Linked DNA regions of Homo sapiens: regions 2 and 3 are each linked to region 1. Evidence: chromatin contacts called from ENCODE Hi-C or POLR2A ChIA-PET data. All regions are on one chromosome and are shown on one strand. Each heading gives the region's core, a stretch centred on a gene start or an enhancer-like site at or near the end of the contact. The rest is flanking DNA. Distances are from core to core; before and after follow the strand shown.

Region 1 (3,507 bases), core at 1,008-3,507:
TCTCTCCACACACACTCTCTGTTTGCCCCCATCTCCACGCCGGGCTCTCTTTCCCTCCTTATAGCCTTAAACCTCACCTCGGCACTCCACGATGCGGATCTCGATGATCGGGAGGTGGACGGTCATGTCCTCCAGGACACAGACATCCCCGATGAGGGTCCTGAGGAGATGAGTGTGAAGCACTTCAGATACCTCCTGCCTCAGGCCTTCAGAGACTGCTGGAGTCTCACTCAAACTTAGGCTTTCAAGCTGGGCTAGGCTTGGAACATGCCCTACTTCCCTCCCCAGGCCAGCGTGCTCACTCGTCAATGCTCACGTCACTCAGCTTCTTCAGGTTGTCCCCTTCACCCCCATAGACCACCACCCGCTTTGGCATAAAGTTGTCATCTGTGGTATCCACTGTGAGTAGCAGCTTCCTGAAGGGTCAGAGTGTGAATATGAGTCTTTGTGAACCCACAGGGACATAGCCCACCCACCCTGTCCTGCCCAGAGCCTACTTACTTGACAATGGTGCCCTTCTTCATAGTAAGCCGTACCCAGTGTTGGCACTGGGACCCATCGCTCTCCCAGTAGGTATCGGCATTGCTGTCTGTCAGGCAGGACACGTTGAACTCCTCCTGGGGAGGGGCAGAGACGTGAAGTCAGCAGTTACCCTCCCTCCCTGCACTGGGCTTGTGCTCTGGGCCAGGAGCACCAGAGAGAAAGCATAGTGAAGTTGGGCTAACAGGCAACTGGTATGGGATAGGGGGCCGCTGGGTATGTAAGGGGTCCTATAGACGTCCAAGATGGGGAGCTGAACTGAGTGTGGCCTGTGGGGACCCTGTTTTAGTCCTGGCCTGCAGGTGGGGGTTCTTTCTGGATCTAGCCTTGAGGGGTGTGACTATATCTTGCCTGGGGTGGGAGGAGCCCCAGCACCCACCGTGTAGGAGGAAACGTCTATGCTCTCCACATACTGCTTCACGCTACCCAGGTTCTCATCCTCCTTGCCCAGGTGGTCATACAAGAAGTGGATCAGGTCCTCGTCGCACTCGTAGGTCCATGTCGGGGGTACATAGCTAAGCAACCCCAAGCCCCTAATTAGACTGGGCCCAGACGCAGAGCTCCTTCCTCCCCACCCCATTCCAGCTCACTCACAGTAGCCTTTGTACAGCTTCTGCGTATGCCTCTGCCGGCTGAGGTCTCGATCCCAGGCGATGTGAGTATGTCAGGTCCACCACCTGTTCCCACCTGTGGGCACAGAGTAGGGAGTGGGATGGGGAGACATCAGCGGTCAGCAAGACACTACCTCCATGCCGTGTAGCCTTCTTCAGGGCTCTATCTCCCAGTCTCCCTCCGAGCCCCCTTCACGTCCCGCCCCTTTCTGCTCTTAACCCTGCCTCCGCTCCAGTATCCCACCCACCCCAGGCTGTGGCTGAAGTGTTCCCAAGCCCTCCTGGCCCGGCCTTCTGACAGCCAGCCCCGCTCCTTCAAGTGCAGTACCTGAGCACCGGCCGATAATCCACGCCAAAGAGCTGCTGCTGCCGCTGGAGGTGGTTGGGAGTGTCGATGGGTACCAGGCGGGCTCCGCCCTCCGCCGGGCGGCACACCAGCAGCCAGCCTTCCTGCAGCCCGCAGTCGCCCAGGTGCTCTGCCAGCTGCTCCTGCCGGGACGCGTAGGATGGGGACAGCCGTCAGGGAACTGCCCAGCCGCCTGTCGTGCCCAGCCCAGGGCAAAGGGCGCCGAACGCAATGCCAACTCAATACAGGGGAGAAAAGGCAAACAGCCAGAGGTTTCTCTGGCCCCAGGGGTCTTTTACCGGGTCCTGGGCAGGGAAGAGCGCACCTTTGTCAGCTTCACCCAGAGCCCGTGGCCATTGCACAGCTCCTCGCCCGTGGTGCGCACGCAGGCGCCGCGCCGGAGCTCAATGCTGTCGCGGGCGGCGCGGAGGGGCCCGGAGCCGGTACCGGGGGCTGGGCCTGCGGCGCCCACACGCAGCCCCAGGCCCTCTGCCTCCCACACCGGCAGAAGCACGCGCGACGGTCCCGCTGGGTCCTTGTAAAGCTTGTAGAGCACCTCTCGCGGCACGAAAGCCAGCGCTGCTGGCAGCGGCCGCCCGGCGCGGAGGCTCCGCGCTGCCTCTGCCAAGAAGCGCACGCGGCCCAGCAGCTGCCGGGGGGACTCCAGCACCGCGCCCGGGCCAGGACCCGCCATGGCGAAGTGGCGGAGGTGAGCACCTAGAGGCGACCCTGCCCGGGGAACAGCTGGCGCGACCGCGGACAGAGCTTCCCACCACGCCCTTCCCCGCCTTTGGCCAGCCTTTGCCGTATGTTCTGGACTAAGCGCACCCCAGCTCTCACTGTATTGGACTGTGTACTCCCACACTCAACCATATTACTTATCTCTGTGCCACCCTAACCCAGCCGACCAAACCCAAGATTGGTGATTGCTACCTGATCAATCTCCCTCTCTCCATTTCCTTGTGACTACCATTTTATCTCTACTGCTACTACCCTCATTCAAGTCACCATTCTAGCTAGCCTGGGTCATTGCCAACAGTCATTTTTCTGGTTCTTCGGCCTGCTGTTTTTCCTCCCACTCCCAGCGAATCTGCTGGACTCCCTATCCTATGGGTGGTGTGATTAAAGTGTTTGAGACAATGGCCCCTTCCCCTGCCACTGACAGGAGTCTTGAGTCATTAGGGTTGATTCTGTTTGTCACTCCTAATCCCAAGGACACTGGAGATCATTATTCATTTTAATGTGATTGCTGATTTCTGTTTCCCCAGTCTTGTAGCTCCTTAAAGGCTGGGGCTGTCTTGAGCAGAGCTAACCTCTGCACCTACTATAGGTCCAGGCTATAGTATGGACCTGGCTGGATAAGACTGTTGGTATCATGAGTGGGACTTGCGCCAAGCCTCCGGATACCCAGACTGTCAGATGAGAACAAATTCCTCATGTCACCGTAAGATACATTTACAGCGGAGTTTTCTTTTGGGCCTTTGTTGTTGCGTCGCTACAGCAAACTTTACGGTGAAAAAAGGTAGGGGTCCTACGGGCAGCAGCCAGGGCAGCCCTGGAGCTGTCGCTGGAGTCCGATCATGTGATCTTCAACATGGCGACGCTCTTGGTTCCCTACAGAAAGGGGCGGAGCCTGGACTGGGGGGCAGGCTCAGATTCAGGTTAAATTGTGGATTGAGCTCGCAGTTACAGACAGCTGACCATGGAAGCGAATGGGTTGGGGTGAGTTCTCCAGAGCACGCGGTGTGGCTAGCCGGGCTTCTAATTTGAGTCTTCCAACTCAGGACTCTATCCCTCTACTCCCCTTTCCCCACCCTGGAGACCTCCCAACCTGAACTCCGTTAGCTGGGATCCTGAATCCTAAAACCATGGATTTTTGAGATGTTCATCCCAGGGCCTTAATTCAAGGGATGCCTCAGGATTTCCAACCAGGATCTCTATTCTGGGACCATCAACTCTGATCCCTCTTTATCCCCCAGCCTGGGTATTTCTCAGCCCCTGAACCAGCCC
Region 2 (3,507 bases), core at 357-2,856, 86 kb before region 1:
CCTCAGAAAATTTTAAAAATTATTTCACTGATGTTTTCTTCTCTCCATTTCTTTCTTTCTAGAAATCCATGTTCTAATTCAGAGGCATTAATTCATTAATTACATTTAATCATCTTTGTATTTCATTTCTATGAGATTCTAATTTCTTTCTTTTCCTCCCTTCCTTCCTCCCTCCCTCCTTCTCTTTCTCTCTTTCTTTCTTTCATTTTTTTGAGACAGGGTCTCACTCTGTCACCCAGCCTGGAGTGCAGTAGTACAATCATGGCTCACTGCAGCCTCAACCTCCTAGGCTCAAGCAATCCTCCAACCTCAGAGATTCTAATTTCTTTCCTTTTTTTTTTTTTTTTTTGAGACAGAGTCTCGCTGTGTCACCCAGGCTGGAGTACAGCGGTGCAATCTCGGCTCACTGCAAGCTCTGCCTCCCAGGTTCATGCCATTCTCCTGCCTCAGCCTCCCGAGTAGCTGGGACTACAGGTGCCTGCCACCACACCCAGCTAATTTTTTGTATTTTTAGTAGAGACAGGGTTTCACCGTGTTAGCCAAGATGGTCTTGATCTCCTGACCTCGTGATCCCCCCGCCTAGGCCTCCCAAAGTGCTGGGATTACAGGCGTGAGCCACCGCGCCCAGCCAGAGATTCTAATTTCTTAAACGATTTTCTTTTTTACCTAGATCACTGATATCTCAGACCATTCCTCTTTGTCAATAATTTGATTTTCAGTGGTGTCTATGCCATTCTTTAGCTATTTTAAAATTTATTAACTCTGTAATAATTTAATCCTTTTTTTGTTTGTTTGTTTTTGTTTGTTTTTTGAGACCGAGTCTCACTCTGTCGCCCAGCGCAATCTAGGCTCACTGCAACCCCTGACTCTTGGGTTCAAGCAATTCTCCTGCCTCAGCCTCCCAAGTAGCTGGGACTACAGGCACATGCCACCACGCCTGGCTAATTTTTGTATTTTTAGTAGAGACGGGGTTTCACTGTGTTAGCCAGGATAGTCTCGATCTCCCGACCTTGTGATCCACCTGCCTCTGCCTCCCAAAGTGCTGGAATTACAGGCGTGAGCCACCATGCCTGGCCAATCCTCTTTTTTTTGGTTCTATAATATCCTCTTTTTTATCATCTCATTACTGAACTTTTATTTATTAAATTCATGTTGTAATAAGTAGTTTTATGGTTATACAGTTGCATAGTTTTAAGAAAATTTCTTCTGTTTCTTGAGTTATATTCTTTTCAGGATAGCTTCTTTGTCTTTTACGGGACATTTTTCTTGCTTTCATTTTGTTTTCTGTAGTATATTTGTACAGCTGACATTCTGATTCTTTTGAGCTTACTCATGCTTGAGTCATGGCTCTGCCCAGATGTTTTATTTGTTTTGATATAACATAAATGAATTCTCTTTTCCTTCTGTATCTGAGACCAGCTACCATGTAAGTACTGGTGTGGAGAAACTGGGGCTCTTATGCACTGTTGGTGGGATTGTAAAATAGTGAAAATGCCATGGAAACAGTATGTAGTTTCCTCAAAAAATTAAACATCATAGTTCTCTACCATATGATCCAGTAATCCCACTTCTAAATATATATCCAAAAGAACTGAAAGCAAGGTCTTGAAGAGATGTCTGTACACCCACGTTCACTGCAGCACTATTCACAATAGCCAAGAGGTGGCAGCAACTCAAATGTCTGTCAGAAGATAAATGGATGACAAAATGTGGCTACATACATACAACGGAGTATTATTCAGCCTTAAAAAAAACGAAATCCGTTATATGCTACGGCATGGACAAACCTTGAGGACATTATGCTAAGTAAAATTAGCCAGTCACAAAAAGACCAATATTGTATGATTTCACTTAGATATTTAAAGTAGAATCGTGGGTAGCAAGGCCTTGCGGGGAGAAAAAAATGGGGAGGGGAGCTGTTGTTTGATAGGTATAGAATTTCAGATTTGCAAGATGAAAGTTCTCGAGATCTGTTTCACCACAATGTGAACACATTTAACACTACTCAACTGTTCACTTAAAAATGGCCACTTAGGGCTGGGCACGGTGGCTCACTCCTGTAATCCCCAGCACTTTGGGGGCTGAGGCGGGTGGACTACGGGTCAGGAGTTCAATACCAGCCCAGCCAATATGGTGAAACCCCGTATCTACTAAAAATACAAAAATTAGCTGGGTGTGGTGGCACATGCCTGTAGTCCCAGCTGCTTGGGAGGCTGAGGCAGGAGAATCGCTTGAACCTGGGAGGCGGAGGTTACAGTGAGCCAAGATTGCACCATTGCATTCCAGCCTGGGCAACAGAGCAAGACTCCCTCTCCAAAAAAAAAGGCCACTTAGAATGGGCCGCACGGTGGCTCACGCCTGTAATCCTAGCACTTTGGGGGGCCGAGGTGGGCGGATCACTTGAGGTCAGGAGCTAGAGACCAGCCTGGCCAACATGGTGAAACTCCGTCTCTACTAAAAATACAAAAATTAGCTGGGCGTGGTGGCGCATACCTGTAATCCCAGCTACTCAGGAGGCTGAGGCAGGAGAATCACTTGAACCCAGGAGGCAGAGGTCGCAGTGAGCCAAGATTGCACCACTGTACTCCAGCCTGGGTGACAGAGTGAGACTCAGTCTCAAAAAACTTAAAACAAAAACCAAAGCCAAACCAAACCAAACCAAAACAAAACAAAAAAACAAAGGTTACAATGGTACATTTTATGTCATGTGTTTTTTTTACCACTTTTTTTTTTAAAGGGGATTTATAACACTGTCAGAAAGACAGTCCTGTTCTCCTCACAGCTGCTTTGCTTTACTCTTTTGCAGGATTTGGCTCTACCTTGGCAAGAAAAGACAGGGAAACAGGCTTATGCAGTGAAGAAAAGCCTTCATCCTGTCTCATGGGAAAAATATTCACATACTTTTGTCAATTTCACACAGTATAGTCTAGTTTTCATTCCCTCTTTCCCATCCACTGGGTGGTTTTATTTTGTTTTAAGACAAGGAGAATTGCCAGAAGAAAAAACCCTAGGGCTTACTTCTGTAGGATGGATCCCTTAATGACCAGCTCTTCATCCAAGTCTGCTTCATTAGCCATGAAGAGCAGCCTCTTTCCTGTGCTGTCCACTCCAATGAAGTCACGCTGCTCCACTGAATCATACAAAAGAAAAAAAAAATCAAATAAAGCCATTTGCCCTGCCTGTATGAATACACCAGGGAACACAGTATCTGCTCAGTGCTCTTGGAAACAACACAGGATTGAAGGGTGGGTGCAGTGGCTCACGCCTGTAATCCCAAGACTTTGGGAGGCCAAGGTGGGTGGATCACCTGGGGTCAGGACTTTGAGACCAGCCTGGCCAACATGGCGAAAGACTGTCTCTACTAAAAATACAAAAATTAGCCGAGTGTGGTGTTACGCCCTGTAGTCCCAGCTGCTTGGGAGGCTGAGGCAGGAGAATTACTTGAACCCGGGAGGTGGAGGTTGCAGTGAGCTGAGATCGTGCCACTGTAGTGCACTCCAGCTTGGG
Region 3 (3,507 bases), core at 514-3,013, 64 kb before region 1:
GCGTGGTGGCAGGCGCCTGTAGTCCCAGCTACTCGGGAGGCTGAGGCAGGAGAATGGCATGAACCCAGGGGGCGGAGCTTGCCGTGAGCCGAGATCGCGCCACTGCACTCCAGCCTGGGTAACAGCGCAAGACTCCGTCTCAAAAAAAAAAAAAAAGTTCCCATAAACATCTCTTTAGGAAAAAAAAAAACCCTACACCTGCAACTCACCATGCAGGAAGCAGCAAACGTGAACAAATCAGACCACATACATACAAACTAAAGAAACAGCCTGCAGAATCCTACTTAGAACAATGCTTAGAAAGACAAGGAGACAAATCATTACTAAAGACATTCACAGAGTTGTCATTACAACAGTACAGAAGTTGCCCCATTTCATCAGAATGAAAATGACAATTTGCTGAGGAAAAAAATCCCCTTTCTATTTTTCTAAGTTTCTCTAATAAGATGGCTGTTTTTTTGCAAGTTTACTGATCTACAATAAATTGAACTATTAAGTATACTCCAAAATCAAGAAAATGACTCCAATGCAGATGCCTCAGAAGTGGTAACAATGTTGTCTTGGCAAATAAATGCTGTTATCATTCGATATCTGCAAAAGTGTTTAAATCTGTCAGTACAGTGAATGCCAAACAAGTCCTGCATAATTGTGAACAGGCTGTAGGCTCATTTCTCTCTTTGCGTTTTGATGACTTTTTGCTAAACTGAATGCAAAATCCCCAAGGATCACAAGGAACAGACCCCTCCACTCAATGTCTGGTTGCCATCTGTTCTTAGTGTGAAAAGAAAGGCGTGGGTCTGAAAGAACAGGGCCTAGCATACAGACGGAGGTGCTGTTCCATCAGCCCCTCTCCTGCCTCTGTTCCCAGAGAATGCACCATGTAAGAGTCACTGAGACCAAACACATCTCATCCTCTGTGCAACTCCATCACTTCCAAAGGAAAGTGTTTGTTGTCTGATCAATTTCCAAAGCTGGAAATCTCAGAAGAAGAAAGAAAGGAAAGCTAAATCACACTTATACCTTCATAATACCTTTTTTTTTTTGAGACAGGGTCTCAGTCTGTTGCCCAGGCTGGAGTGCAGAGGTGTGATCATAGCTCACTGTAACCTCAAATTCTTGGACTCAAGCATCCTACCACCTCGGCTTCCTAAGTAGCTGGGACTACAGGCACCACATGCCACTATGTCCACTAATTTTAATTTCTTCTTCTTCTTCTTTTTTTTTTTTTTTTGTAGAGACGGGATCTCACTATGTTGCCAGGGCTGGTCTCAAACTCTTAGGCTCAAGTGATCTTCCTGTCTCAGCCTCCCAAAGTGCTGGAATTACAGGCATAAGCCACTGAGCCTGGCCTGATTTTATAAACGCTGTAACAGAAAGAAATGATCATTGTTTTTATTTTTATTCTAAAATGTAAAGCCCATTCTAGGAATGCAAATGGCTTTCTAGTAACTGGAGCCCAGAGAGAGAAAGTAGAAAAACTGATAAGACCCAGAGAAGTATTTTTGATCATGTGTGACCACAAGCCATGAATAAACATGGACTGTTTGGACTGTGAAGCAACTGTGTGTCAGAAATGCAGTTAATTTTAAAGTTCCCTGAACATGCCAACACTCAGCTGCCTTTGTTTCATGGACCCACTTCTTTTCTAATGCCAACAGTATGCCTCTTCTGCAGAGACCAACTGGCCTCTCCAAAGATCTCCCTACTCACTATTCCAACAGTCATTGGTATGCCTCATCCCAAGCCTGCTCCTCTAGAGAAGCCAGGGCAATGTCAAGGGCAGAAAGCACAACTCAGAAGGAAAGCAGATGTGTGCACTCTTGACAATATAGAAACATGCAAGGTTTCAAGGGAAGGCAGCACTTTAGTGTTTAAAGTGTCCAAAACACCCAGGAATTCAAAATCCAAACTGCTGCCAGTTAGTCTTGACTAAAGTAAACAAATTAAGCTCAGAAAACCCAATTACCAAGCCATGGCAAAGCCCAGAAATCTCTCATTACAAGAACATTTTCGATCAAGCCAAAACCACTGAGTAAAATTAGAGGGGAAAAAAGGTTAAATCAGAAAACCGGATGTGTGTGTGTGTGGCTGTAGTGGTGGGGCGGGAGGTGAGGAGAGCTACTGGGAATAGCCTCTTTTCTTTTCCTGGCAGCTGTTCCATGACAGATTGTTATAAATAACACAATCTGGCAACCGATTTCTTATGACAAGGAGAAAGAAAAACACATTTACTCCCTTGGAAAAAAACTGTCAGGGCAAGGTAACTACCATGCTTCTCTACTCACCCAGTGCTTCCACAAATAATGGCTATGATCCAAATCACCAGCCTGCATGCCACCCCTGCCCATATGGAACTCATGAATTCAGCTACTTGGTGTGACTATGAAGGTCACATTTTACATTTTCCTATGTGGTCCAATCCCAGTCAAATCCCCAAGAGTAGTTTGTGTGCTTTTTCTTTTCTTTTCTTTTTTTTTAGACAAGGGGTCTCCCTATATTGCCCAGGCTGGTCTCAAACTCCTGGACTCAAGCAATCCTCCTGCCTCAGCCTCCCAAAATGCTGGGATTACATGCATGAGCCACTGCACCTGGCATAGTTTGTGTGCTTGAATAAACACCAAAGGCTAACTGCAATGGAGACCTCAGTTTTGGTTTAAAATGCTTGGAAAAGATTCCAGTCTATAGTCCTCAAAGTGCAAGGCCAAGGGCCAACTGCCACATTGTTTTCACTGAGGTTGGGGCAGTAGCTCTAGGAAGGGAAATGACCAACTCAGTCAGTAAGTAAGAAATGTGATAATCCTTGGGCTCACAGCTAAATATCCTTACTATATTCCTTAGTTTAATCATGCTGTTGCTACCATCCAGAATCTGATGCCAGAAATCCGCCCATAGTCCAGGATGGAAGTCCTTCCTCTCCTGCCCTGTCCCCTACTCTTCCCCTATTGCACTGCCTTAGTTCAGGTCTCAAAATCTTCTTCCAGTCTCTTGGCTGGTGTCTCTCTTGCTCCAGTTTTCCCTTATTCTAATCCATACTCTAATTTCTACTGCATATGTCTTTTCCCTGCTCAAAGACACCCTAAAACAGTGTTTTCCAAACATCAAAAAAGTTGAACTTATTGCCACTTACCTTAAAATTTTTAAAAAAATATATAGATCACTATAATATGATATGCTCTTTATATAATATATATAAAGATAGACATTTAAAAAGGAATAAATAAAACATTTAAAAACAAGAAATTCTAACATTTTCCTCTGGTACTTAATTCTGTACACCACCTGGCTTTGAGTACAGCCTATTTTGGAGATTGCTGCTCAACAAGATTAAGTTGGAATTCCTTAGCATGATTTTAAGGGTCTTCAAAATATGACTCCACCTACCTAATTCAGTCTTCTCTCCCCCAACTCCCCTCCACATAGCCAATGTTAACTTTTTCTTTTCTTTTCTTTTCTTTTTTTTTGAGAAAGAGTCTCGCTCTATTGCCCAGGCTATTGCCCAGGCTGGAG

What was found. Hi-C counts contacts between places; a loop is a spot of excess contacts on that map. ChIA-PET counts read pairs that join two places held with the same protein, here RNA polymerase II (POLR2A). Pooled maps may share reads with other maps.
Region 2: a loop to region 1 is called in a map of endothelial cell of umbilical vein, with 15 times the contacts of the local background. The contact joins the enhancer-like site here to the promoter of HECTD3 in region 1. A Hi-C loop is called at or near these places in 5 of 168 maps with a recorded cell type or tissue (K562, MCF 10A, PC-3 and 2 more) and 9 of 50 pooled maps. POLR2A ChIA-PET finds 5 or more read pairs at or near these places in 11 of 52 experiments (AG04449, AG04450, HCT116 and 8 more).
Region 3: a pooled map shows a loop between it and region 1 (3-fold over the local background). The contact joins the enhancer-like site here to the promoter of HECTD3 in region 1. A Hi-C loop is called at or near these places in 4 of 50 pooled maps. POLR2A ChIA-PET finds 5 or more read pairs at or near these places in 8 of 52 experiments (AG04450, H1, HEK293 and 5 more).

Annotation. Positions count from the first base shown.
Region 1 is chr1:45,009,067-45,012,573 of GRCh38, forward strand. It overlaps HECTD3 (HECT domain E3 ubiquitin protein ligase 3), which reads right to left and starts at 2,258. Exons shown (of 21, transcript NM_024602.6): 1 at 1,823-2,258; 2 at 1,480-1,640; 3 at 1,135-1,227; 4 at 920-1,055; 5 at 502-617; 6 at 303-416; 7 at 78-160. The coding sequence starts at 2,191. UROD (uroporphyrinogen decarboxylase) reads left to right here and starts at 3,188. Exons shown (of 10, transcript NM_000374.5): 1 at 3,188-3,219. The coding sequence starts at 3,200. RefSeq lists silencers at 1,925-2,094, 2,175-2,304 and enhancers at 3,065-3,114, 3,155-3,284.
Region 2 is chr1:44,923,610-44,927,116 of GRCh38, forward strand. EIF2B3 (eukaryotic translation initiation factor 2B subunit gamma) reads right to left here. Exons shown (of 12, transcript NM_020365.5): 5 at 3,019-3,130. Among named protein-coding and RNA genes, the nearest start is that of EIF2B3, 61 kb to the right of the region's middle. Within about 2 kb of position 1,607, at least 4 of the 41 ENCODE cell types and tissues checked have a DNase peak (open chromatin) inside an H3K27ac peak, as active enhancers do; they include PC-3 and endothelial cell of umbilical vein, where a contact is called at or near this core.
Region 3 is chr1:44,945,413-44,948,919 of GRCh38, forward strand. All of the region lies in intron 3 of EIF2B3 (eukaryotic translation initiation factor 2B subunit gamma), which reads right to left. Among named protein-coding and RNA genes, the nearest start is that of EIF2B3, 39 kb to the right of the region's middle. Within about 2 kb of position 1,764, at least 9 of the 41 ENCODE cell types and tissues checked have a DNase peak (open chromatin) inside an H3K27ac peak, as active enhancers do.